Linked DNA regions of Homo sapiens: all the other regions are linked to region 1. Evidence: chromatin loops called from intact Hi-C (ENCODE). Cell type or tissue: PC-3. All regions are shown on one strand. Region 1 overlaps LINC03060 (long intergenic non-protein coding RNA 3060). Region 2 overlaps LRGUK (leucine rich repeats and guanylate kinase domain containing). Region 3 overlaps EXOC4 (exocyst complex component 4). Region 4 overlaps EXOC4 (exocyst complex component 4). Region 5 holds the start of LOC105375518 (a long non-coding RNA gene).

The links. Hi-C counts contacts between places; a loop is a spot of excess contacts. Peaks named below come from ENCODE experiments on the same cell type or tissue, not always from the same donor. Only the 100,000 strongest peaks of a DNase experiment are listed, where the experiment ranks them.
Region 2: a loop joins it to region 1, with 16 times the contacts of the local background. A loop is called at or near these places in 14 of 110 quality-filtered maps.
Region 3: a loop joins it to region 1, with 13 times the contacts of the local background. A loop is called at or near these places in 3 of 110 quality-filtered maps.
Region 4: a loop joins it to region 1, with 8 times the contacts of the local background. A loop is called at or near these places in 2 of 110 quality-filtered maps.
Region 5: a loop joins it to region 1, with 6 times the contacts of the local background. A loop is called at or near these places in 5 of 110 quality-filtered maps.

The regions. Positions count from the first base shown.
Region 1 is chr7:134,418,017-134,423,016 of GRCh38, forward strand. LINC03060 (long intergenic non-protein coding RNA 3060) reads right to left here. Exons shown (of 3, transcript NR_183392.1): 2 at 1-958. Among named protein-coding and RNA genes, the nearest start is that of LINC03060, 12 kb to the right of the region's middle. In PC-3, a CTCF peak has its summit at 2,710; DNase peaks (open chromatin) are centred at 2,695 and 4,215; H3K27ac peaks cover 1,795 bases.
Region 2 is chr7:134,139,574-134,144,573 of GRCh38, forward strand. It overlaps LRGUK (leucine rich repeats and guanylate kinase domain containing), which reads left to right. Exons shown (of 20, transcript NM_144648.3): 4 at 3,489-3,589. Among named protein-coding and RNA genes, the nearest start is that of LRGUK, 15 kb to the left of the region's middle. RefSeq lists a silencer at 1,771-1,840. In PC-3, a CTCF peak has its summit at 1,898 (motif pointing left); a DNase peak (open chromatin) is centred at 1,868.
Region 3 is chr7:133,988,639-133,993,638 of GRCh38, forward strand. All of the region lies in intron 14 of EXOC4 (exocyst complex component 4), which reads left to right. Among named protein-coding and RNA genes, the nearest start is that of LRGUK, 140 kb to the right of the region's middle. In PC-3, a CTCF peak has its summit at 2,484 (motif pointing left); no DNase peak of the experiment used is centred here.
Region 4 is chr7:134,029,593-134,034,592 of GRCh38, forward strand. The region is part of intron 17 of EXOC4 (exocyst complex component 4); the gene reads left to right. Among named protein-coding and RNA genes, the nearest start is that of LRGUK, 95 kb to the right of the region's middle. RefSeq lists a silencer at 4,610-4,810. In PC-3, a CTCF peak has its summit at 2,419; no DNase peak of the experiment used is centred here; H3K27ac peaks cover 1,117 bases.
Region 5 is chr7:134,366,027-134,371,026 of GRCh38, forward strand. LOC105375518 (a long non-coding RNA gene) reads left to right here and starts at 744. Exons shown (of 3, transcript XR_928001.3): 1 at 744-856. It overlaps LOC105375517 (a long non-coding RNA gene), which reads right to left. Exons shown (of 4, transcript XR_928000.4): 3 at 4,689-4,892; 4 at 2,711-3,518. RefSeq lists an enhancer at 1-650. In PC-3, no CTCF peak of the experiment used is centred here; a DNase peak (open chromatin) is centred at 2,945; H3K4me3 peaks cover 728 bases; H3K27ac peaks cover 3,850 bases.

The DNA.
Region 1 (5,000 bases):
ATATTGACACCCCATGTACAAAGCCAAGATCATCCTCTGGGAGGGCTTAGCTGGGGCCCCTGGTCGGGGAGCTGCTGGTGCTGGTATCCACATGCAGGAGCTGCAAAAGGCTGGAACAATGTGGCCTCAGAGCTTCAGTTTCTTGAGCAAGGATTACAGGTAAATTTCTTATTCTCATTTTTTCTAGAACTCTCTTTGGTGTGCTATAGTAGAAAAAAAAAGACAAAGCTTTGGAGGAAAGATCTACGTCCAGATCTCAGCCCTCCTACCTACAGGGTGAGTTACTTCATCTCCCTGAACCTCAGTTGCCTCATGAGTGAACTCCCAACTCAAGGGGTGCTTGTGAAAAATGTGACATAATTCATGCACATTTGTTCTTTGTCACATGGTGGGTGTTCAGTAAGTGGTGGCTATTGTGACTATAATGGTTGCTAGATCTCCCACCACACAGAGTTGGTCCTGCTGCCTTTTATTGTCTCTATCAAAATTAATAGAATCTAGAGAGACTTTAGAAACCCTCTCTCCAAAATTGATTCAAGCACAGCCTCATATGGAGGAACCAGACATCTACAAAGTTAACAGAAGTTATTGTCCATTTTTTTTCACACACTTTCTCCCTTTTCCAGAAAATCAGGGGGGGCAGGAGGGAAATGTGAAGCACATGATGACCGTCAGGGCGATGCCAGAGAGCTTGAGTAGCTTTGTTTATTTCATCTGTAATAGGAGGAGTTGGTTCTTCTTAGCTGGGGCAGTCTAAGAGTCAGTGGGACAACAGGCTACTCCAAATCTCCAGCTTTGTCTGCACACCAGCCATGGCCAGAGGGGTGATGCCTTCAGGAACCTCTTATCCTCTGCCCCATGGGTGTGTAGCATCCCTGAGAAGGAATGGTATCGGTCATTTTCCCTGGTCTCTGTCTCTGTCTCTTGGTCTTCTCCTGTAGGACCCCATGCAGTTGATCTGGAAAAGGATGCAATTAGGGAAGACTTGCATGGTTCTTGAAGATCCCTCCCACTCTAAACTAAGCCCCCAGATACACTGGGTCACTTTGCATTTCTTTACTTCCACCCCAACTTTCATCGCCATCTGATTTATTTGTTTATTTGTTTATCACTTGTCTCTCTTCACTAGAACATCAACTCCATGAGAGCAAAGACCTCCTTGTCACACCCACAACTGTGACCTCCAGTGCCTAGAGGGTGGCTGAGCACAGAGCAGGCATAGAGTAAATATTTGCTAAGTGGGTGTGTAAATGAAGGGATGTGAACCTCATGCCCACACACAGGGGCTGGGGCCACAGGAAGCCAGCACATCTAGACTGGGGCAACAGCTAACAGTGGAGGCAAACACCTGGCTCATGAGTGGCCATGGAGAGGCCACACAGCACAACCCCTTTCGAACTGCAGTTAAATGACTTTGACATCCACAGTTGAGCATCAAGCAAATCAGATAAACTAGTCGCTTAGCTACACGTCACCCCTATGGGTTGTTGGTTAGTTGGATTTTTCCCCTTTTGTCTTGTTTAGGCAGATCTGGTGTCCTGAGAGTAGGGTTATCATAAAGCAGAGGAAAGAGATGCAAATAAAGTGGGTGGATCTCAGGAAAGGAAGTGATCTCAGTGGTCTCAGATGCTGCCCATAGCAGGGTCCAGTGGCCGGTTGAGTTGAGTGTATGGGAGGCTTGTGGAAGAACAGTAAGGCAAAAGACCCCTATGGGCACTGAAATAAGAAAATAGATGCCCACCCAAATAGATGACCAGTATCAGGGCTTTCTCCACCCCTGCCAGAGTCGGCCTCTCATTCAACAATTTTCCATCTCACTTCCCATTGTTTTACTGAGACATGGCTTCTTCCTGCCTTGCCATGTCCTACCTGCTTTTAATTGTTCCCAAATGACTTGATGTAATTCCAAAATTTAGCCCTTTAAGTTCTATTTTCACCTTAACCAACCTGGAACCCCATCCTGCCCGCACCCTCATTAAACACAGAGAGGATGAAGACAGGGAGGGCATCATCTACATTGTACATCCCACGTGGCTTCAGCCACACCCTCCAGTGGCTTCTGGAACAACCGCAGAGATCTGCAGCTGTGAGGGGGTGGGAGGTGTCCTCAGGAAACTGAAGGAGATGAGGGCTTCTGGGACCTTCAATCTGGCTTGCTCAAATGTCATCTAGTTTTGCCCCATTGATTTCAACTGTGAATGGGACTATGTTTGTCCATTCATTAGAAAGTACTTCATTTTCCTTCTTCTCATTTATTTTTTAATCTGCCCTGCCCTTGGCTGTAGAAGTGAACCACTCTGTCCACGGCTTAGCAGTCAGGGCTCAGTATTTTCCTTCCTGACTGTAGGAAGAGGCCTAAGTGCCCTTGAGTTGTCCAAGATAGAATCGCTCACAAATCTGCTTTGTTATTGGTGTTTGATCAGTGAATGTACAGAGATGCAATTGTAGCCAAAAGAATGTGGGATATGGAGAGATCGCGCTGGGTCTCACGTTCCTCAGGCCTGTGGTGAGGGTGAAAGAAACCCACCCCCTTTCCCAGGCTACCCGCTGCCCATTGTGTCACTGTCTATCTGAACTGAAGATTCTAACAGAGGATGAAAAGCAGATCAAAACAAAATTCCCCCGAAACCATCAACACAAAAGTAGGAGCTACAGAACTCCAGTCAACTGGACCAGAGAAGAAAAGTGGAGCAATGACTCCCCCAAGTGGTGTGTCTGTGAGTGAGAGCTTGGCTGCTGGTTTTTCATTAACATTATTATCCTTAGAGTTATGGAGCCTCAACCTGATGTAGGATCATTAGAGCGTAGGGTTAATGGGGCCGGCTAAACCAGAAGGAAACATCAAACAGCTGTGCTAGGAAGGGTGGCAAGCCAGAGAATGAGGATGGAGCAGCAGCTATGAATCCTCTCTAGAGGGAAAACAATAAATATGGAATTATTTAGTCGGTGACACAAGGAAATGTTTTGAAAATGCCATTCTTATACTGCCTGCATCAGAACCAGCTGGAGAACTTGTCAAAGGTGCAGATTCCTGGGCCAACCTCAGCCCTAATCAGAATCTCTGGGGCTGGTGACTGGGAGTTTGTACTTTTAACAGGTGCCTTAGGTGAGTTCTAAGTGAGAAGCCAGTAAGTGAGGTGCAAGAAGTCTCATTTACCCACTCTGTAAAAAAGAGAGCGGAGGCAATGGACAGGAGGAAGAAAAGTCGTGTTTAAAAGAGATAGAAATGTTGGGCCGGGCGTGGTGGCTCACACCTGTAATTCCAGCACTTTGAGAGGTCGAGGCGGGTGGATCACCTGAGGTCAGGAGTTTAAGACCAGCCTGGCCAACATAGTGAAACCCTGTCTCTACAAAAAAATACGAAAAATAGTCGGGCATGGTGGCTTGCACCTGTAATCCCAGCTACACAGGAGGGTGAGGGAGCAGAATCGCTTGAACCCGGGAGGCAGAGGTTGCAGTGAGCCTAGATTGTGCCACTGCACTCCAGCCTGGGTGACAGAGTAAGACTTCATCTCAAAAATAAATAAGTAAATAAAAAGATAGAAATGTGAAGGGAAAGAGAATCCTTCATATGAGACTGGGATACACACAGGACTATCTGGGCAGCTGCCAGCCAGGCAGCCAGCCTCACTGAGGGGTTTCTCTCTGGAGCTCTCTTCCTTCTCCCGGTTATGTTAGGCTCCACTGGGCAGGGCTGCCTCAATACACCCTCTCGGCTGTGTGTCCATGTCCAGGTGCCCCCCATCTGGCCCAATGAAGGGTAGAGGGTGTCTAATCACTGGTTGCTGTTGACTGAGTCACCTGGTAGAGAATGCATGGCCCAGGATTTGAAGGGCAGGGTGCTGGTCTTGGTTCTGCCGTCACTGGAGTGGGCATCTTTGGAGTCTCTGGGTCTCTATTCCCTCATCTTCAGGAGGAGGGAATTGAGCTAAAGGATGTGATGGCTCTAGCAGCATCCCAGGACTCTTCTCTCTCCTCTGGGGCCCTGACCTGGAGCTCACCTGGTTTGATCACCCTGAGGGTTTGGCTTCAGTGTGGGGTCAGGGATCTCTAACCCCCCACAGGCCTATGAGGGAAACTTTGAGCCTAGTGCCGCTGATGAGAGAGGCTCTGTCACATGGAAAACTTTACTTAAGAACCCAGCTGCCCCATGAATGGTTGGTTTCCAGTTTCATGGACAGGATTTTCCCAGAAATTCCAGAGAGGGGTGTGGTGGTGCCAATGAGCTGGAATAGACCTTTAGGACCGAAGCCTTGGCATACCCGGGGAACATGTCAGGGAAACTTCCAGCCCCAGCCCCCTTTCTCTCTGTCTCATGGGAAATGCCACCAGGACAGGAAGTCACAGGAAATAGTGACTACACTAAATATCACTGAATTGTGCACTTTAAAATGATGAATTTCATATTTAGTGAATTGGGCGAATTATATTTTAATTTTTAAAAACATTTAAATACTTATCAAAAGGGAAAAAAAGAAGTCACCAGAGGCTTAGGGATAGAAAGAGGTGGAAAAATGTTTATCTTATCACTTGATTTAATATATTGGATAATTAGGATTCAGATGAAACCAAAGTGTTGAGTTCTAGAAGAGCAAGTCAGAGAGTGAAAACTCCACCCGTATCCATGCCAAGGAGGGGCAGTGGGGTCCAAGGGGAAGCACCACCCGGCTGACCTCAGCTCCTGCCCTCCTGGGTGACCTCAGCTCCTGCCCTCCCGGGTGACCTCAGCTCCAGCCTGCCTGGGACTCCCTTTCTGTCTAGCCCAGCTCCTTGTTCCTTCAGACAAGTGGCTGCCGGGGGCTCTAAATCCCACACCAACCCAGAGCACCCTGTGGAAAAATCCTTCCTCCCTTTTAGTCAGCTGGGGCTGGGTGGGAATTTTCCAAAAGGAACTTTTCCTCAGAAACCCTGGGGCAGGGTTGGAATCTAAGTACAAAGGTCTTAGGAAAAAAAAAATCTATTCCACCAGAGTGTACATTTCCATGGTGATGACAGCAGAG
Region 2 (5,000 bases), 280 kb before region 1:
AGTATGTAATATGGTTTAATAATGCCAGACTTGATATCACTAATTTGTGTATCAATTTACATATTGATCCTTTGCTTTCCATGTAAAAAAGGCACCGATAACTGCTGAGAGAGAAAAAGGCACAGATCTGCAATATGATGATGTGGCTGAGATGCAGTCAATGATATTTAAGACTAGGAGATGGAATGTTGGCTTTATTTTTTCCTTTTAAGAGATCGATCATTACTTCTTCAATACTCCCTGAATATTTAATGATTTCTTTTCTTTTCCTCTGTTACTCAGTGCAGATGAATTAGTCTTTTTTTTCTTTAACAGATTCTTTTCTTTATTTTGCTTTTGCATTTATATTTTATTACACTCTTTATTCTGCATTTTGAAAATCTTATTTTTAAAATTAAAAAAACATTTTTTTTGAGATGGAGTCTCACTCTGTTGCCCAGGCTGGAGTGCAGTGGCATGATCACAACTCACTGCAACCTCCGCCTCCTGGGTTCAAGTGATTATCCTGCCTCAGCCTCTGGAGTAGCTGGGACTACAGGCACGCACCACCACGACTGGCTAATTTTTTGTATTTCTAGTAGAGATAGGGTTTCGTCATGTTGGCCAGGATGGTCTGGAACTCCTGACTTCAAGTGATCTGCCCGCATCAGCCTCCCAAAGTGCTGGGATTACAGGTGTGAGCCACTGTGCCCGGGCCTACATTTTGCATTTTAAATCTGTTAGCTCTTTTACCCTTATTATTGAGCACCAGGGATTCACAAATACATATTTTTCATTCTTTTTTGCTGTCTTTATTTAGTTGATTCTTTCAACTCTAACTCCACAATTTGTAGTTTTATATAAGGTATTTGTTATGACACCTTGTTCACATTTAATGAAATTAGTCCTACCATTGTCAAATTTTCTTCAAAGCTTGATCCTTGTTTATAATTTTCTGATCTTATTTGAAGTTGACAGTGTATAATGTTTTTCTTTAGATTTCTAGGGAAGTGAGCAAATCATTACTTCTGACCTGCTTTCTTCACTGATAATCTTTCTGCTTGCTTCTTTTGCCTGCCTTTTTTATGACAAATAAATGTTGCTGATATGTCTTCTCTGTTTGATTCTGGGGTTTTTTTCCCCTTCTAGGACCCTAATAAAGTCCACTTTTTAACGATTAAGAAATATTCTAGCCCATTTTCATTCTTAAAATACTACTGTTTTTGAAAGACTTTCAATTAACTTTTTTCTAGTTTTCTAAAGCTTTATTATGGAAAATTACAAAGCACAAATAGAATATTGGAATGAATATTTGGGTTCAACAGTGATCAGCCCATCTATATACCTCCCTGCCCAGCTTCCCCAGGGTTATTTTAAAGCAAATCTTAGATGGTCATCTCATCAGAAGGCCTTTTCTAGTGTCTCTGGCAGGAGCACTTGGCCTACTCCATACCTCCGCGGTTGTTTCCATTTGCTGGGTAGGAAATCGCGGAGTGGTGGGGGCCTTGCCAATGCTCACTGCTGACAACAGGAGCAGGGAGCCCACAGTTACGCTCCAAGCCTTTCTCTTCAGCCCGATCAGTCCTCACTAACCTTGGATGGCACATTTCATTAGTTCGTCAACTGTTTGAAAGCCTCCTGTGTGTAAAGTACCGCATATGTTTCTTTTTGTGATGACAGTCTCACTGGTCTCCTGGTGCAGGCCAAACTTCAGACTGCATCCGAATCACCTGGAAGCCCTGATAACACAGATTTCTGGGCCCCACTCTCAGGGTTTCTGATTCGGTAGGTTTGGGGCGGGGCCTGGAAATTTGCATTTCGAATAAGCTCCTGGATGAGGCTGATGCTGCTGGTCCGGGACCACATGCCGAAAACCAGTGATGGAGACACGAGGAGCTCCTGCCCTCTGGTGGGCAAGGAGGTCACTGCACTGATAGGGACCACAGGCCAGCTCAAGTTCAATGTCCAGCAACCCAGACCAAGGACTTTTTTCTGTCTTGATATGAAAACACTGGCTATCTACAGTGTGTGAAATGCACTCACCATCTCTTTGTCTCTAGCTAAGTACTAGCTGCTGCTTCTGCTTCAAGAAGGATCTCCATTTACCTGCCCACAGAAAGATCATCTTTCAGGAGAGTCTGGTGGTCCCGTGAAGTTAGTAGAGTTGAGACCACTGCTGACAGACATGTAGCTGAGCTCAGCATGGACAAATCGATACCACTTGGAAAGCAATTACAGTTTCTCCTTAGGTTTCCTCGAAGAGTTCTTCCTTGATTTGCTGATTCATTTCCAACAAAGTGTTAATGTCTCAAAGTACTGTCTCTCCTGGAACTATTTACATTTAGTAAGGAAGGGCATGGTTTCGTCCAGAAAAATAACATAGAAATTGGGGGGAATTTTCTGGCTTCAGTGACTATTGAGAAGGGAAGATACCAGGAGGCCCCTTACATAGCATGTCCTACCCACCTCAGGGCAGGGCCCCAACTACTCCAGGCTGGCTTCCTTCCCCAGGTCTGCATGTGTCTGTGCCACTTGGAGAAAGGTAGAAGCACTTCGCTTGGCTTCGGGTGAGGAGGCTCCATTCTCCCACTAGAGGCCATCCCCAGGAGGTTGTAATAGCGCATACTATGATCTAGAATCTAGAACGAGGAGAGAGAGGGAAATGCTAGCATTGTTGCCATTTTTAGGCAGAGAAAGGACTTACTAGTAGAGACAGGGCCATAACCCTTACTGTGTGACCCTTCCTGATTCCTTCCCTAATTCATTCCCCTACCTCTGTGTCTGCTGTAAAGTCATAGAGAAAGGTAAAACAATAGTTCATATCTTTTATCTTTTATATGTAATTTCATTAGCACTATCCTTTATTAGCACAGTAGTTCTTTACTTAGTGTTCAAGATTCAAAGTGTGTGCTTGGGATAAAATGCAAAACTCGGATGTACGTTTGATCCAATCTGGAGTCAAAAATCAAATAACAGCAATGAGTTAAATCACTTCAAATAGTTAATGCGATCTAGTGGTAAGTCCAACTGAAACAAAATTTAATTTACAACAAAGAGAGTTTCCTAATTGTGGCATTTCCACTCTTTATGAAAAGATCTAATTTAGTTATTTAGGGGCTAATTATCAAGAGGATTATCTAAGGCTTTTGCTTTTCATCCTTTTCTCAAATGCTGGCAAGTTTTGTAGCATTTCATTGTTAGTGGCAGAGTGAGCGGGCATGCGGAAGAGGCCGCAGGGATTGGTTACTTGGCTGCCCCCAAAATAGGGCATACAAGGATTGGCCACCCCTGGGGAAGAGGATTAAATTATTGACTCCGAGAGTTTTCTACCTTTTTTTTGTATATTTCACATACTCCTGATTTTATTCCTTTCACTCATATGGAATAATTAAGATGTCTTTGCAACTGTTATAATTTTAAAATATTCTGATGTCATGTACACTGTTTTTAATGCCTTTGTCTTGTTATTTTATTGGCTTACCTTATTCTGTATCTGTTTCCCTCCGTAGATTTATCTTGTGTGAGTTGTATGCCTTATCTCCTAGAACTTAATGCTTCTCAAAATAATTTGACTACGTTCTTCAATTTCAAGCCACCCAAAAACCTCAAGGTAGACTTTATGAATACCTTAATTACACATTAAGGGGTTTGCAAAAGTGCATTAAATAAGCAAAATAGCACTCAAATAGAGAATTCAGAGAGAATAAGATACAGAGGTAAGCAATGTAAGTGTCTGAAATGAAATAAAAAAGAAGGCTTTGTGTATACTTTATTTTGGAAAAGGGAGCTGGTCTGTCAGTGGATAGGCTTTCTGGAAGCTTTGTTCAAACCTAGTGTTCAAACCAACGAACTTTCCTCTGGTCTCCTCTTTCCCTCATTTGAATAGTAGTTATTATTGCCCTTTTTTTGTTGTTATAGTGGAACAATTTTTTAAAAATATTACTTGGTACATTTTATTTATTTAAAGAAATGCATTTTATTGTGTATATTTCAGATGTACAGCATGATGTTATGGGACATATAGCGGAATAACTTATCTGAAAAATTTTATATCTGAATAATCTGTAAAAATGTCCTAGGCTCAAACTTTGCCCTTTTATTTATCTAACTTTACTTTTTAAGAAAATAATGCTTTCAGATCTCCATTCTTGCTTCTCCGCACTTGCTTTTGCATTTCTGAAGCAGAAATAAACTACCTGTGGACAGTGGTGGATGGAATAGTTTGCTATGCCCTAGAGCAGTGAGTCTGTTGCTTAAATGCATGCCCAAATCACCTGTGGTTCTTGTGAAAAGGGAATTCTGACCCATTAGGTCTGGGGTGGGGCCTGAGCCTGTGATTGCTAAAAACCTTCCTGATGATGTCATGCCACTGGTCCATCGGTCATACTTAAGTAGCAAGGTCAGAGAGAAGTGGTTCCCACACTCTTCTGCACATTGGAATCACCTGAGGGAGTTTTCAGACCTACTGATACCCAAATCCCACTGCAAGAGATTCTGATTTAAGTGGTCCAAGGTAAGGTGTGGGCTTTGGGCTTCTTATTTTCAGAGACAAGTTGGAGTGCAGTTGCGCATTCTTGTCTCACCACAACTTCAGCCTCCTGGGCTCAAGTGATCCTGTCGCCCAGGCTGGAGTGCAGTGGCGCAATCTTGTCTCACTCTCACCGCAACCTCCGACTCCTGGGCTCAAGTGGTCCTCTCACCTCAGCCTGAGTAGCTGGGACTACAGGCACGTGCCAAAACACCTGGCTAACTTTTTTGGTATTTTTTGTAGAGGCGGGGTTTCACCATGTAGCCCAGGCTGGTCTTGAACTCCTGGACTCAAATGATCCACCTGCCTCAGCCTCCCAAAGTGCTAGGATTACAGGTGTAAGCCACCACGCCTGGCCTGGACTTTTAAAGAGACCATCAGGTGGCTCTAATGTGCTGACAAATCTGGAAACGATCACCCTGGGTTTTGTGATTAGTGTTGTTGTATTGGACTCAAATATTTAATTAAAAAGTCATTTTAAGGAATGGACATC
Region 3 (5,000 bases), 430 kb before region 1:
AATCAGAAAAGACTTTCTGAGCCAGAGAAGGCATGAATAGTTTTGAAAGAGGAGTAAGAGCCATCAAAGGTGTAGAATCATGAGACAGCATGATATGTTTAGGAAATTTGCTTTAGACAGGTGGTAAATCAAACGGCCCAGGGTTGGAGAGGGGATACGCTGAAGAGAAAAAAGAAAGTGGTAAGAGATGGAGAAAATCTGGAGGGTTGGACAGAAATAAAAAATCTTGGAAAGCTTTGCTAAGGAGCTTAGACTTGATCATATAAGCCTTGGGAAACACTGATGTTATTTATACAAGAAATTAACATAGTCAAATTTGTGTTTTGGGTAAATAACTTATCTGACTCATATTTAATTAGATAAAAGGGGGCCAGGTAAGAAGCAGAGACACCAGTCAGGTAACTATTGCAGTAGTCCATGGAAGAGATGGGGTCCAAACCAAGAAAGTGGCAGTAGATAACAGAAAAGAAAAAATAAATATTAAGAAAATATTTGTAAATAAAATTGGTACAAATTTTTCTTTGCTAGAGAGAGTCAAAAATTACACTCACGTTTGCAGCTGGGATTCCCAGATTGATGTATCACCTATAAAAAGAGAATTCAGGATAGAGAACAGATGCTAAAGAAAGATAATGAGTTTAGTTTTGAACACATTGCATTTGAGATGCCTATGGGATATACAGGTAGCAGTATCTTGCAAATCATTAATCAAATAAGGTTTAGGAGCCATCATTTCATGGATAATAGTGTAAACAATGAAAAGGGATGAGCTCACTCAGAACATATTGGCAAGTAAGGAATACCACTAGAGGAAAAAGTCCCCAGAAACACCGGCATTATGGATGGACTAAAGGAAGGGGATTCAGTGAAGGAAACTATGGAAGAAATGCCAGAGAGAGAAAACAACACCCAGAAGAGTATGCCATATAAGCCAAAAGAAGATGATTTCAAGAAGTAAAGGGCCAGTGAATTCAGAGATAGCAGAGAGCCTGCATGAGATGAGGACTGAAGAGCAGCCAGTAGATTTGGCAATTACAGTATCATTGATGGCTATTACCAGAAAAGTTTTGAATAAAAAGGTGAGGGCAGAGTCAGATTGTGGCACACTGAAGAGTTAATAGGAGGTGGGACTGGAGAAAGTCAGTGTTGAGATTCTTTTGAAGTGTTTGTTGAGGACTAACAGGGAGCAGGTAGGACAAAGGGCCTGAGGAGAACAGCGCGAATTTGGAAAAATTGCTGAGAAAGGGAAGGAGGTAGCCAAGCACCAGGGAAAGGATTGACAAGTGGTACCGCAAGCTTCTTTTGAAATTAAAATCCAGAACGTTTTAGTGGCAACAATCTATACATTTTTGTCTTTTTAAATTAATATATTATAGCTGTACGTATTTTGGGGGTACATGTGATATTTTGATAAATGTATACAATGTATAATGATCAAATCAGGGTAACTGGGATATCCATCACCTCAAACATTTATCTTTTCTTTATGTTGAGAACATCACAATTCTCTTCCATCTATTGTGAAGTATACAATAAATTATTGTTAAGTATAATTACCGTGTGGTACTGTCAAATACTAGAACTTATTTCTTCTAAGTGTATTTTTGTGCCCATTAACTAACTTTCCCCTCCCCCCCCCACCCCTTTTTATTTCTCAGCCTCTAGTAATCACCATTCAGCCTCCATGAAATTCCCTGTTCAGGTCCCACATTTGAGTGAGAATGTGTGATATTTGTCTTTCTGTGCTAGCTTATTTCACTTAATATGATGACCTTCAGTTCCATCCATGTTGCTCGAATGACAGGATTTTATTCTTTTTGTTTGTTTTTGAGATGCAGTCTCACTCTGTAGCCCAGGCTGGAGTGCAGTGGCGCAATCTCGGCTCACTGCAACCTCCTCCTCCTGGGTCCCGGTTCAAGCAATTCTCCTGCCTTAGCCTCCTGAGTAGCTAGGATTACAGGCACGTGCCACCATGCCCAGCTAATTTTTGTATTTTTAGTAGAGACAGGGTTTCAGCATGTTGGCCGGGCTGGTCTTGAACTCCTGACCTCGTGATCCACCCACCTCGGCCTCCTGAAGCGCTGGGATTACAGGCATGAGCCACTGTGCCCCACCAGGATTTTATTCTTTTTATGGGTGAATAATATTCCATTGTGTATATCTACCACATTTTCTTCCACCATTCATGAATTGGTGGATATTTAGGCTGGTTCCCTATTTTGGCTATGGTGAATAGTGCTGCAACAAACATGGGAGTGCAGATGTCTCTTTGATATACTGATTTCCTCTCTCTTGGATATACCCAGCAGTGAGATTGCTGGCTCATATAGTAGTACTATTTTTAGTTTTTGAGGAAACTGCATGCTGTTTTCCATAATGGTTATACTAATTTACATTCCCACCAACAATGTATGAGCATTCTTCCTTCTCCACATCCTCACCAGCATTTGTCTTTTTTATAATAGTCATTCTCACTGGTGTGAGATGATGCCCCCTTGTGGTTTTTATTTGCAGTTCCCTAATGATTAGTGATGTTAAGCATTTTTTTCATATACCTGTTGGCCATTTGTATGTCTTCTTTTGAGAAATGTCTATTCAGGTCTTTTGCCTATTTTTATAGTCAGATTATTTGTTGTTTTTTTTGTTTTCGTTTTTTGTTTTTTGTTTTTGCTATTGAGTTGTTTGAGTCCCTTACATATTCTGGTTATTCATCCCTTGCCAGGTATATACTTTGAAAATAATTTGTTTCATTATATATGTTGTCTCTTCACTTTGTTGATTGTTTCCTTTGCTTTGTAGAAGCTTTTTTGGCTTGGCGTAATCCCATTTGTTTATTTTTGCTTTTGTTGCCTGTGCTTTTGAGGTCTTACCCAAAAATCTTTGCCCATATCAATGTCCTGTAGCATTTCCCCAATGCTTTTTTCTAGTAATTTCATAGTTTTTAGGTCTTATGTTTAAATCTTTAATCCATTTTCAGTTGACTTTTTTAATAAGTTAAAAAATGAGCATCTAGTTTCATTCTTTGGCATACAGATAGCCAGTTTTTCCAGTACCATTTATTAAAGAAACTGCCCTTTCCCCAATGTGTGTTCTTGGTGCCTTTGTCAAAATGAATTGGCTGTTAAGTGTGTGAGTTTATTTCTGGGTTCTCTATTCTGTTCCATTGGTCTATGTGTCTGTTTTTTATGCCAATACCATGCTGTTTGGGTTACCATAGCTTTGTAGTACAATTTGAAATCAAAGTAGTGTGATGCCTTCAGCTTTCTTGTTTTTGCTCAGGATTGCTTTAACTATTCTGGGTCGTTTGTGATTCCATTTGAATTTTAGGATTCTTTTTTCTATTTCTGTGAAGAATGTCATTGGTATTTTGATAGGGATTGCATTGAATCTGTAGGTTGCTTTTGGTACTATAGACATTTCAATAATATTAATTATTATTTCAATCCAGGAGTGTGCATATCTTTCCATTTTGTGTGTGTGTCTTCAATTTCTTTCATCAGTGTTTTATAATTTTCCTTGTAGATGTCTTTTACTTTGATTAAATTTATTCGTAGGTTTTTCTTATTGTAAATTGGATTTTTTTTCTTGATTTCTTTGGTGGATTGATTGCTGTTCGCATCTAGAAATGCTACTGGATTTTTGTTTTGTTTGTTTGTTTTTTTGATACAGGGTCTGACGCTGTTGCCTAGGCTGGAATGCAGTGATGCAATCTCAGCTCACTGCAACTTCTGCCTCCCAGGCTCAAGTGATCCTCCCGCCTCAGCCTCCTGAGTAGCTGAGATTATAGGCACCCGCCACCAAGCCCGGATAATTTTTGTACTTTTATTAAAGACAGGGTTTCACTATGTTGGCCAGGTTGGTCTCTAACGCCTGGTCTCAAGTGATTTGCCCGCCTCAGGCTCCCAAAGTGCTGGGATTACAGGCATGGGCCACCGCACCTGGCCTGATTTTTGTATGTGGATTTTGTATCCTGCAACTGTACTAAATTCATTTACCAGTCCTAAGAGTTTTGGGGTGGAGTCTTTAGGATTTTCTAAATATAAGATCATGTCATCTGCAAACAAGGATAATTTGATTTCTTCCTTTCTATCTTGGATGCCGTTTCTTTCTTTATCTTACCTAATTGCTCTGGCTAGGATTCCAGTACTATGTTGAATAAAAGTGGTGAAAGTGGGCATCCTTATCTTATTCCAGAACTTAGTGTAAGGCTTTCAATTTTTCCCCATTCAGTATATTAGCTGTGGGCCTGTCATAGATGGCCTTTATCATGATGAGTTATGTTCCTTCTATACCCAGTTTCTTGAGAGTTTTGATCATGAAGGGATATTGAATTTTATCAAGAACTTTTTCTGGCATCTGTTGAAATGATCATATGATTTTTGTCCTTTATTCTGTTGATGTGATGTATCGCATTTATTGATTTGCATATGTTGAACCATCTTTTCATCCCTGGGATGAATCCCACTTGATCACAGTGAATGATATTTTTAATGTGTTGTCAAATTCTATTTGCTAGCACTTTGTCAAGGATTTTTGCATTTATATTCATCAGGGATATTGGCCTGTAGTTTTCTTTTTTATTGTTTCACTTTGTCTAGTTTTGGTATCAGCGAACAATATGTTCTTTTGTTTTCCTGTCAAATGATGAGTTGTAGAATTGACTCAATGTTACATGAGTTTTAGGACAATTATAGTGAAAGAAAAGTATTCAAGGGAGTTGAGGTTTATGGTCAAAGAGTAGCTCAGGGAATCAACCATGCAATCCATGCTGAGGATCCTAAGAGGGACTTTTTCTACCAGGAGAAAATGAAGGGATTACAGCATTAAAGTTATAATGGAAATGAGGGTGGGAGAGAGTTGAAAGAAGAAAAGTTTTTGATCTGAGAATATGATACTAGAATTTAAAATTTCAGAGGTTGAAAACAGGATTTAACTTGGCAGCAAGTTATTAATATATATTTTTAATTTGCAGTGATTTAAAGAGGTGTTTGTTTTTCTAA
Region 4 (5,000 bases), 390 kb before region 1:
CACTGCAGCCTCCACCTCCTGGGCTCAAGTGATCCTCCCACTTCAGCCTCCTGAGTACCTGGGACCACAGGCAGACACAATCACTCTCAGCTAATTTTTTAAAATTTTTGAAGAGACAGGGTCTCACCATGTTGCCTAGGCTGGTCTTAAACTCCTATTCTCAAGCAGTCCTCCAGTGTCAGCCTCCCAAAGGGTTGGGATTACAGGCATGAGCCACCATGCCTGGCTGGTGGCCCTTTTAAAGTAGCCTTTTCTTAGGCTCTTACATATCTTTGGAACCATCCACTATTGGGAGCTTCTCTCCACTGCTTTCTAAAATGAGAATAGCCATGTACAAGCATATGATTTAAACTGTTTCAATATCTGGAACGTTTCCTAAAGAAGTCACTTGCTTGAGGTTATAACAGATTGGCAAGGGGTCAGTCATTCCATTCATACATCAAATATTTATTGAATAAATGTGAGAGCTAGTCATTCCTGGAGCTACAAAGATAAAAATATGATTCCTATTTTTACACAGTATAGCACAGTAGACCTCAGTAATGGGAGCAGAACTTTGTGATAAGAATTAAGAGAGGGAAAGCATTAAGGTAAGAAAGGAGGTTAAAACCTCGTAAGATGCCCTCCTAGGTATATACCCAAGAGAAATGAAAAGCATGTGTCCACACAGAGACTTACATACAAATGTTTATAGCAGTAGGTAGTATTCATAATAGCCAAAAGGTAGAAACAACTCATATGTCCATCAATGATGAGTGGATAAACAAAATGTGGTATATCCATGCAGCAGAATATTATGTGGCCATAGTGGACTTGAAGTACTGATACGTGCTACATGCTGCCAAGTCTGTCCTGCAGACTCTGGCCAAGCGACAGATGGAAGAAGTTCACTGGCACAGGTATTTTGCCTAACAATGCGGCTAGAGGACCCCACAGCTTAGCACCGCTGATGAGAGTGCAGTGCAGCCACAGCAGCCCCCATAAGGTGGAGACACTTGCATTTATTTCGTACAGATTTAATGACAAAGGCTTGGAGCAAATACACTTTGTGGGTAATAAACCTTGTTGACCCGCACCCCCCCTCTGCCCCCCCAGCTCACCCCCCCGCCCCGAGTAGAGAGCAGTCCTGCACACGACTGATCAAAGGTTGGTTTCTGGAGAGAGTAAACAAATTTATCTAGATAAGTCTCTTTACAGTCCTTTGTTATCGACCCTTTGCTGTCAGGCTCCCAATAAGAGAATTTGGCTGCCTTCAGCCAAATTTTCTTTTGAAGCTTTTGCAAAACCTCCTGGCCTTCCAAGAAGTTTTGCATCTTTCCCTATAACTTTTATAACTTTTGCCACCACCCTGACTGATCTCCTACAACATACAACACGGGTAAACCTCAAAAACATTGTGCTAAATGAGAGAAGCCAGTCAAAAGAAACCACACACTTTACAATTTCATTCATATGAAGGACCAGAATAGGGCAATCTATAGAGACAGAAGTAGATTAGTGTTCACTTTAGGGCTTGATGGAGAATAGCGGGGAAGGGGATAACAGCTAAAGGATACAGGGTTTCTTTTTGAGGTGAAGAAATGTTCTGAAATTCATTATGGTCCTGGTTGTATATATCTGTAAATAGATTAAAAGCCATTGAATTTTACACTTTAAATTGGTGATTTGTATGGTATGTGAATTATATCTCAATAAAGCTGTTTTTTGAAGAAGAAAATAAGAGCAAAAACTGAGAGCAGTGGTAGGGAATAGCAGAGAGTTTTTGGTTTTGTTTTGTTTTTGTTCTCTCTGTTTCTCTAAAAGGGGAAACATTTTTATGGGTTATGGAAAGACAGACGCAAGGTTTATAACCCTGCCTGGAAGTAAGGAAATGGTTTTGGTAGTCTTGGTGATTTTAGTGTCATTACTATCATCACTGTTGTTATTAAGAGTTGATTGTGGAGCTAACTAGGACTAAGGAGCTTCCAGGTAGAGGAGGAGTAGATTACACTTGGGAGGGTAGAGACAAGTATTACTAGTTCAGAATCTGACACCTCCATCCAGCTGGAAGAAGACTTGCTTATGCTAGAAAAGGAACTATGCTGCCATAAGCTACTGAAGAAATAGCAATTCCAAAGTTAGAATGGATGCATCCAAAGAAGAGAAGGAAACTTCTATGCAAGTGAATCTAAGACTCCATTATAAACCCATGAAGTTAAGAAGAGCTAAAGAAGCATACAGAATTATTTTGTTTGCAACAAAGTTTTTTTTGTAAGTTTTCATTTGTTGCTGAATCTCTCTCAGTTGTGGTTATTTTAATAAGCAGTGAGTTTGTAAAGTCCTGGTTTAAAATACTAAATGTCTGATCTCCCTATTAACCCCAAGCATCTGAGATTGTAAATCATGACTCTTTGTTGCCACCTGATGACAACAAAGAGTACAGCCCTTCTGGAAATACTAGCCTTTCTAGAAACAAATTAATTTCTTGAAAGCTGAAATTAGCAATCAGTGATTCAGAGATGTTGACAAAGGCTTTTTATAAGTTCCTTGACCTTGATATGAGAAAGAGGCCTCTTGTCATAGGCATCTTAACGCATACTGAAGTTTTTTCTTATAACTACATTACCTAGAAAGCAACATCCTCCATATTGAAAGTGATTTTCAATATATTACACTAAAGCATTCAGTGTGTATTGCCCTAAGTCTGTCAACAGTTTCTCCTGCAGTTGTCGCTGATGTCACTGTCCAGTGGCTGCTTCTCTCATGTCTGAACAGCTGCAAGCCTGTTCTTACTGTTGCTGCTGTCATCACCATCACACACAAACTGTTGCCCCTGCCACCATCTTCCTGCTGCTAATGGGACTGATTGGCACCTCTCCACACCACATCAAGGTGCAGGAGCTATTTCCCCTGCCAGGCTCAGAGCCATCTGACACCTCTTACTGCCACCATTCATTATCACCCTCACAGCAGTGAAGCCAACAGGAACTAGCTCAGTCCTGAGCTGGGGGGCCTCACTGGTGAAGGGAGTGCGGTGGCCACCTTTCTGCCTGCAGAAGCAGCTGGGCCTCTCAGACTGGACCTGGGGACTCAAAAAATTCTGTACTTTTAGGGGTCAGCACATTAGAGCCCCAGCATGTCTCTTCTGTACTGGTTACTGGAGATGAAAGCAATTAGAAAATTATTCTGTTTAGGAGAGTGGACAGCACCAACAGCTTCCTCCTCACCATGTGCCTGCATAGGTAACAAATAAGCAATATTCTGCCCCTTCCTGACCACTGGGCAAAGATTAATGCCATGCATTGAAAGTTATTTTTAAATGTCCTCAATTAGCTATAATATTTTTAACAAAGCTTGTAAGGTTTAGGTAATGTGTAGGGTATAAGATGGCAGACTCATTACTGTACTTTCACAGAGAAACAAAAAGGAATAAATCCACAACTGAGAAAGAATAGGAGGATTTACCAATAAATAAATGACAGCAACTTTCTGGATGATAGGAAGAAGATGGAACATTGTTAATGGATAAAGTAGTTGGGGAAAAGGAAACCCTCAGTCTGGAATGTGCAACGAGGACCTTGGAGAAGTTCCATGTTCATAATCAGCAGTTCAAAAAAAAAATGTCAGAGTGCCAAGAGAAACCGAAAATAGAGACTAATGAAAATTTTCTAGACATAAAAATATATATCCTACAGGACTATTTTCTTCACCCCTCCAAAATGTTGGTATCCAGAAGTTGTTCTTGAAAGAGCCATCCTAGGAAATATTTAGGGAAAGTCAAGACTTCTGGTGTGGATGTCAGAGGACCAGAATAAAACATTCATTTTAGCACTGGAGGGAGAGGTCCCAGCCTGACAGTTGGCATCCCACCTGCTCATCCTAAAGAGAAACCCACCTGTTAGCACCTTCTGCACCACCCCACATAACACTCCCAGGAACTCCCTCCCTCTAAGAACCTTTTTAGAAACATGATCTTGCCTATACTTAGAGGCCCAAGATCCAATTGGAGTCCGAGGAAAAGAGAACAGAGAATGAAGGGGAGGGGAAATTACTGAAGAACTAGTAAAAATGCTTTTCTAGAACTCAGGAAGGGCCCAAGTCTTCATATTAAGAGCCTGTTGGGTGCCCAGTTCAGTGAATGAAGAAATAGCCTCACCTAAAACACAGCCTCATGAATTTTCAGAATGCCAAAAGTAAACTTATAAAAGCTCCAGAGAGAGGGGCATAAAAAAAAGTCAGCTGGTATCAGACTTATGATCAATAGCACTAAGTGCTAAGAAATAATGAAGCATTCTTTCTCAGCTCCAAGGTAGAATGATTTCAACCTAGAATTAGACATCCAAACAGTGTATCGGCCAATTTTGAGGGTGCAATAAGGGCATCTTCAGATTTATAAAGACTTGGAAAGTTGACTTTTCATGCTCTTCTTTCTAGGGAACTTTTTGAGAATGCATTTAAGCAAAGCGAGTAAATAAACCACAAAAATCAGAAAACGTCGTGTCTAAAAGAGACTTGATCCAGCTCAGAACAGTGAAAAGGTAACCATGAAGCAGGCTTAGAGAGGAACCAGTCCAAATTGGGATAATGAGATACAGCTGTTCTGGAGAAAGTTCTCTGGGTGGGAAAAGACTCAAGAAAATAGGTAGTATGATGGAGAGGTTGAAAAAGAACCTAAGATGTGAAAAACTCAAGTAGTACAAGAGAAAGGAAAGGCAATTGGAAATTTTTAGGAAAAAAAGCAACTATACAGGAAATGTGTGGCCTGCATGCAAAGTGAACTTCTAGAAGCACCCTCTTTGAGAGGCCTCAAGGCTGTGATATAGTTAGGCTTTGTGTCCCCACCCAAATCTCATCTTGAATTGTAATCCCCATAATCTGTACATGTCAAGGGAGAGACCAGGTGGAGGTAATTGAATCACGGGGGCAGTTTCCCCCATGTTTTTCTCGTGATAGTGAGTTCTCATGAAATCTGATGGTTTTATAAGGAGCTCTTCCCCCTTCGATCAGCACTTCTCCTTCCT
Region 5 (5,000 bases), 52 kb before region 1:
CTGGGCCCTTAAAAGCAGAAAGAATTCACTTCTTCTTGCAATGCTGATCCCTGGCAATGGGAATTCCCTACCTGAAGTTAGTGTTTAGATCTACTGTTTGAACTTAACTGCTTTATGAGGGATGCATTTCCTTCCTCTCTCCATGTTTTCCTGCTGCTAACCAGAGCCTTAAGCATTTGGCTTTGGCTTTCTTGCCATTTTTGCTGAGGTCTATTGCTTTCTAATCAGGAAAATTTTTTCAAGAAAATGACAGCTCCTCAGAGACCCACAATACCTCAGCTCTTCTGTGGTTCATGCAGACCTGAGCAGCAGAAACATACTGTAAACATAGATTGTGTTCTGTTCACTCAACAGACATGCATTCCTTGTGTACCATATGCCAGACCTGCAAAAGGCATGGAGGATATAGTTAGGGTGACACAGTTCCTGCCCTCAAGGAGCTTAGTACCTGGGGGAAAGACTGCCAATTACACTACAGTGTGATGAATGTTAAGGTGGGCATTCCAGAATGCTATGGGGGCATTAGGAGGGGAAGGTGGCCCACTCTTAGGATGGGTGCAGTGCAGTGGTCATACTTGCCAAAAGAAATCAGTCCAGGCAGGGGAAACTGCATGTACAAAGTCCTGGAGACCATCCTGAATACTCATTACGCAATGCCAACAAAGTTGTGTGATGTTGCTAGGCCATGAAGTTCAAGGGCAGAATAGCAAACTATGAGGCAGAGTCAGTAAGATGAGGCAAGCTCACACATAGCCTTGCAAACCACATGAAGGAGATTTAACTTTATCTCAATGACAGTGGGGGAAATCAGTGGAGGTGTTGGCATGGGTGTGATGTGATGTCACCAAGGTCCCAGGTGAGATGTCACATGAAGGTAATAACCATAATGATGATTATGATAATTATTAGTATTGGTGGTAACTGTAATGTGTGGAAGGAAAATGTCCCTGATTGAGGAGGTGAACTGAGACAAAAAAGGCCAGCTTCTAGGTTTATAACAGTATTGGAGTCTGTGATCATTTTCACTAGTAACCATTCTGGGAATTGTCCTAAAGAGAAAAGGCAAACAGAACTTCAGGCACAAAGATATTAATGAAAACATTATTTATATAAACAAAAATGTGGGAATATTCAAAATTTGCAATAAGAAAAGGAAGAGTAAATCAATGATATTACATGCCTAAAATGAAATACTAAGTAGCCATTGACATAGAGTCATCAGACTTTTTTAAAGACAAGGCAAGATGTTTATTATATAAATGAAAAAGTCACGATCTTACCTATGGGGGAAGTGTGTGTGTGTGTGTGTATGTGTGTGTTTGAATTACATTCTAGCTTTTATTTTACATTTTAAAATATTTTGTAATTTTATACCATGAAGATAAATTTCTTTTATCATAAAAAAAACTAGATGGGTGTGATGGCACATGTCCCGGCTACTTGGGAGGCTGAGGTGGGAGTATCACTCGAGCCCAGGAGTTCAAGGCTGCAGTGAGCTATGATTGTGCCACTGTACTCCAACCTGGGTGAAAGAGCAAGACCTCATCTCTAAAATAAAATAAAAATATATATTCATTGGAGTAAAAAATATTTTGATAACAATGACCATCATGAACTTCTTTACAATCACTCAGTTCTAAATCACATTGATGGGCTGAAGAGGAGGAGCAGATAGATATTCAGTAGAAAAGGGCTGGTATAGTTGTCCATACTGTTTACTTCTGCTTCCCTTCTGATTGGTCAATACCCTGTCATACTGTGGCTAAATATTTTGAATATCACCCCTGGAGAGGAATTTGTATTACGAGAAGCTTCATTTCCAAAGCAGCATCTTCCTAAGAATGTGTATGTAGTTTCGGCAGGAAAGGCATGGGTTCTAATGCCAGTCCTGCTTCTTACCTGCTGGGTGACCTTGGGCAGATGGTTTTAATCCTTCTGAGACTTATTTATGGAACGACAATAACCCCAGAACTAGTGTAGGGTGGTTGTGAGAATAAATGCATGTAGGTAAAAGCTCTGGCCCTAATGAGCACTCGATGACCTCATCTTTCTTCACAGTGTATCAGAGGTACCACATACTTCATTGGTGGTTAGTCTTGTAGTCATGGGATCTCCAAAAAACCCTTTCCCAACACTGAATTCACCAAGTATCTGTTATGTCTGCCTAGTCTTTCAGGCTACCAAAAAGCTGTTGAGTATTTCTCTAAGAATTGCTGGTTTCATCATTGCTTTCAATGGTTCTCCTGGGCTGGGCCATTGTTGACATGGAGCATTTATTTGTTGACTCAACTCAGGTGCAGAAACTTTCCATCAATACTCACCACCAGCACACCTACTGTGTGAACTTCTCAGGTGGTTTCTGACTGGGCGTGTGAAACACGTAAATATCCATGAAAACAGAACTTTCCTGAGAGTTTTCCATCAAAGTAAAACCAAAGCTACTTCTTAGTTTTCTTTCAGCCAGAGCAAGATTTTCTGGTGGGGTTGTGATACTGCAGGAGGCGATGTGTGCATGAAGTGTTGTGATGACTGAATCCATTAAAACAGAGAATTCCAGTGCTCACTGATGATCTAGCTCAAATTCCCCAAGATCTTGTATTACCAACAAGATTGGTTGTTCAGTTAGACAGAGCTCTTTTGTGTGTGTGCAATGGGAAGTTTCCTGTATTAACCTATATAATTAATTTGCAGACAAGAAAAACACTGCAAACATTGTTAAAAATGCATTTTATGTTCATTTTTTTTTTAATTTTTTAAATCGGGATTTGATCTTCAATGCTACCAAATCACCTCTAGTAAGACACAGGTCTGCAGTTAGTTTTTGAAGTGGATCCAGGATGGTGGTCTGAGGTTGCCTGTAAAGAATGAGGTTTTTCTGGCCTTTGGCCAAAGCAAAGTTAACTAACGGAAGGGATAAAAATTGTCTTGTGTGGGCCAAGCTGATGTTGCTCAATAGGTATTTTTTTGAATTGTGAGGAAAAGAGTTGCCTTATTTTTTCCACTTCTGGAATCATGAGAACCAGGGCTGGGAGTGAAGTTGCATGAGTCACAGCAGTGCATACAATTTTCATATTGACTTTCAGATGTCAACAATTCCTTTATCTGCATTATTTAACATTAACCAGGCACTGCCCAGACCTGCCCAAACCCTGTGTATGTAAGATGTTGCCCTTCTGCACCTGACAGCTTCCAACTCAGAGAGCTGAGGGAAAGGGGTCTCTGAGTCCTGGATATGTCCATCACCAAGCTGCTGAACAAAAGGCAGACACTAGGTGCCTTTGCACTTGGAGCCAAATCACTACTGGGATGTGGGATTCCTAGCCTGTGGCAGATTCTAATCTGGGAACTGGAAAGGGTCTTGTAGTAAGGAAAGGGCAGGCATTCGATGCAGGTGTCATGGGAGCAGAAGAGCTGGCTAGCAGCCTGACAACTGAGGAGGAAGGCAGAAAATCTAAACTCAGCACAATCTGTAATCCTGCATGGTGCAATCACTGACATCCAGTCCTGCTGGTTTCTCTCTGGAAGAAAGCAGAGAATTTTATAATGTGTTTCAGAAAGGTGTCAACATTCTCATCAATATCAAGGAAAAATTATTTTTCTATTTTTAGATGACTGGCAATTATCAGATCCTGGGAGAAGGACAAGGCAAGATGCCTGCCTGGGGAAGCTGGGCTTTTGTAGGAAGAAAAAGGAATTAAAAATGCAAGTTGGCTTCTGATAAGTGCCAAATAAATGATTTAGGGGGTAATTGCCTTGGAATTGAAAGAAATGAAAATAATTAGGGCTCCCCTAACCACCCGCTCCCAACATTGTATGACCAACTTCCTAGGGAGGGAAAATATATTTATTGGAAACATGATAGAACTGTCAGAAACCCAAGAAATCAATTACATAAATTGTGAAGCATAAGTCACAATGCTATTTGTTCTACAAGAGTGTAGAATTTGCAATTTTTCATTAAGATAGAAAATAAGAACGCACCACTGCTTCATCCAAGAGAATCATGCGCCCTCCCCGCCCCATGGTCCTCCTTGTTTCAATCATGCTATATCTGTGCAGGTGTTTTTGTTACTAACATTTGTCATTTGAGGTATATGAGAAGTCATTGGTCATCAGGTTAACTCAAGGGTGAATTTTATTTTTGCGTCTTCTGATAAGAACATTGGCTCTCATTTGTATTTAATGAGGCAATTAAACAGAGAAAATGGCCATGAGGAAAAGTAGATGATACGCCTCCATCAGGAGTCTACAATGTTGGCAGATCACTTTGTCAGAAATGTCAAGGACTGGCGTCATGAGTCTTGAAGGATTTAGGCAGGAAAAGAGACTAGGAAATTTTCCAGGGACTGTTATGAAAGACATGGAGGTGTGCATCAGGAAACACCTAGGGAAATAGTGTGACTCAAGCAGAGGTTTCTCTGTAGGGACTTGGGGGAAATTGATTTAGGGTGGTAGGTGACATGGTGGGGTACCAACGAGTTGTTATTGCTTTGAGAAAACATGCAGTCTTGGGTTCAGCTCCCTCAAAAGCAAACCTTGAGTGAGGAATTAGGTCCGAGTAGTTTACTGGGGCTGGGGAATGGGCAGGAGTGGGGAGAGGTGATTCCAGGAAGGATGAGAAGCAAGTGGGAGAGTGAGATGGGAGGTGGGAAAGCCAAGGAAGGGTGAGTGGATATGAGGATTATTACCATGAGCAACCAGGACTCAGTCCCATCAGGTCCTTGGAGAGACTTGAGGAACACATCTCAGGATTGTCCCACTGAGGTATGAGGAAGCTGAGGTTTTCATTCCAACTCCATCTCTTATTGGCTTGAAGGTCGCTCTTGGGGCTTTAACTCCCTGGCACTTCTAGTTGTCCCAGGAATGGATCCCAGTATGGGGCCAGAGGAAACCTGGTATGGGGCAGAGGGAAACAGGTGCTGGAGGTGACTACCATCACCCTCTATGGGAAATGTCGGCCAAGCTGCAGGTGACCTCCAGGTGGGCAGAGGAGATACGGG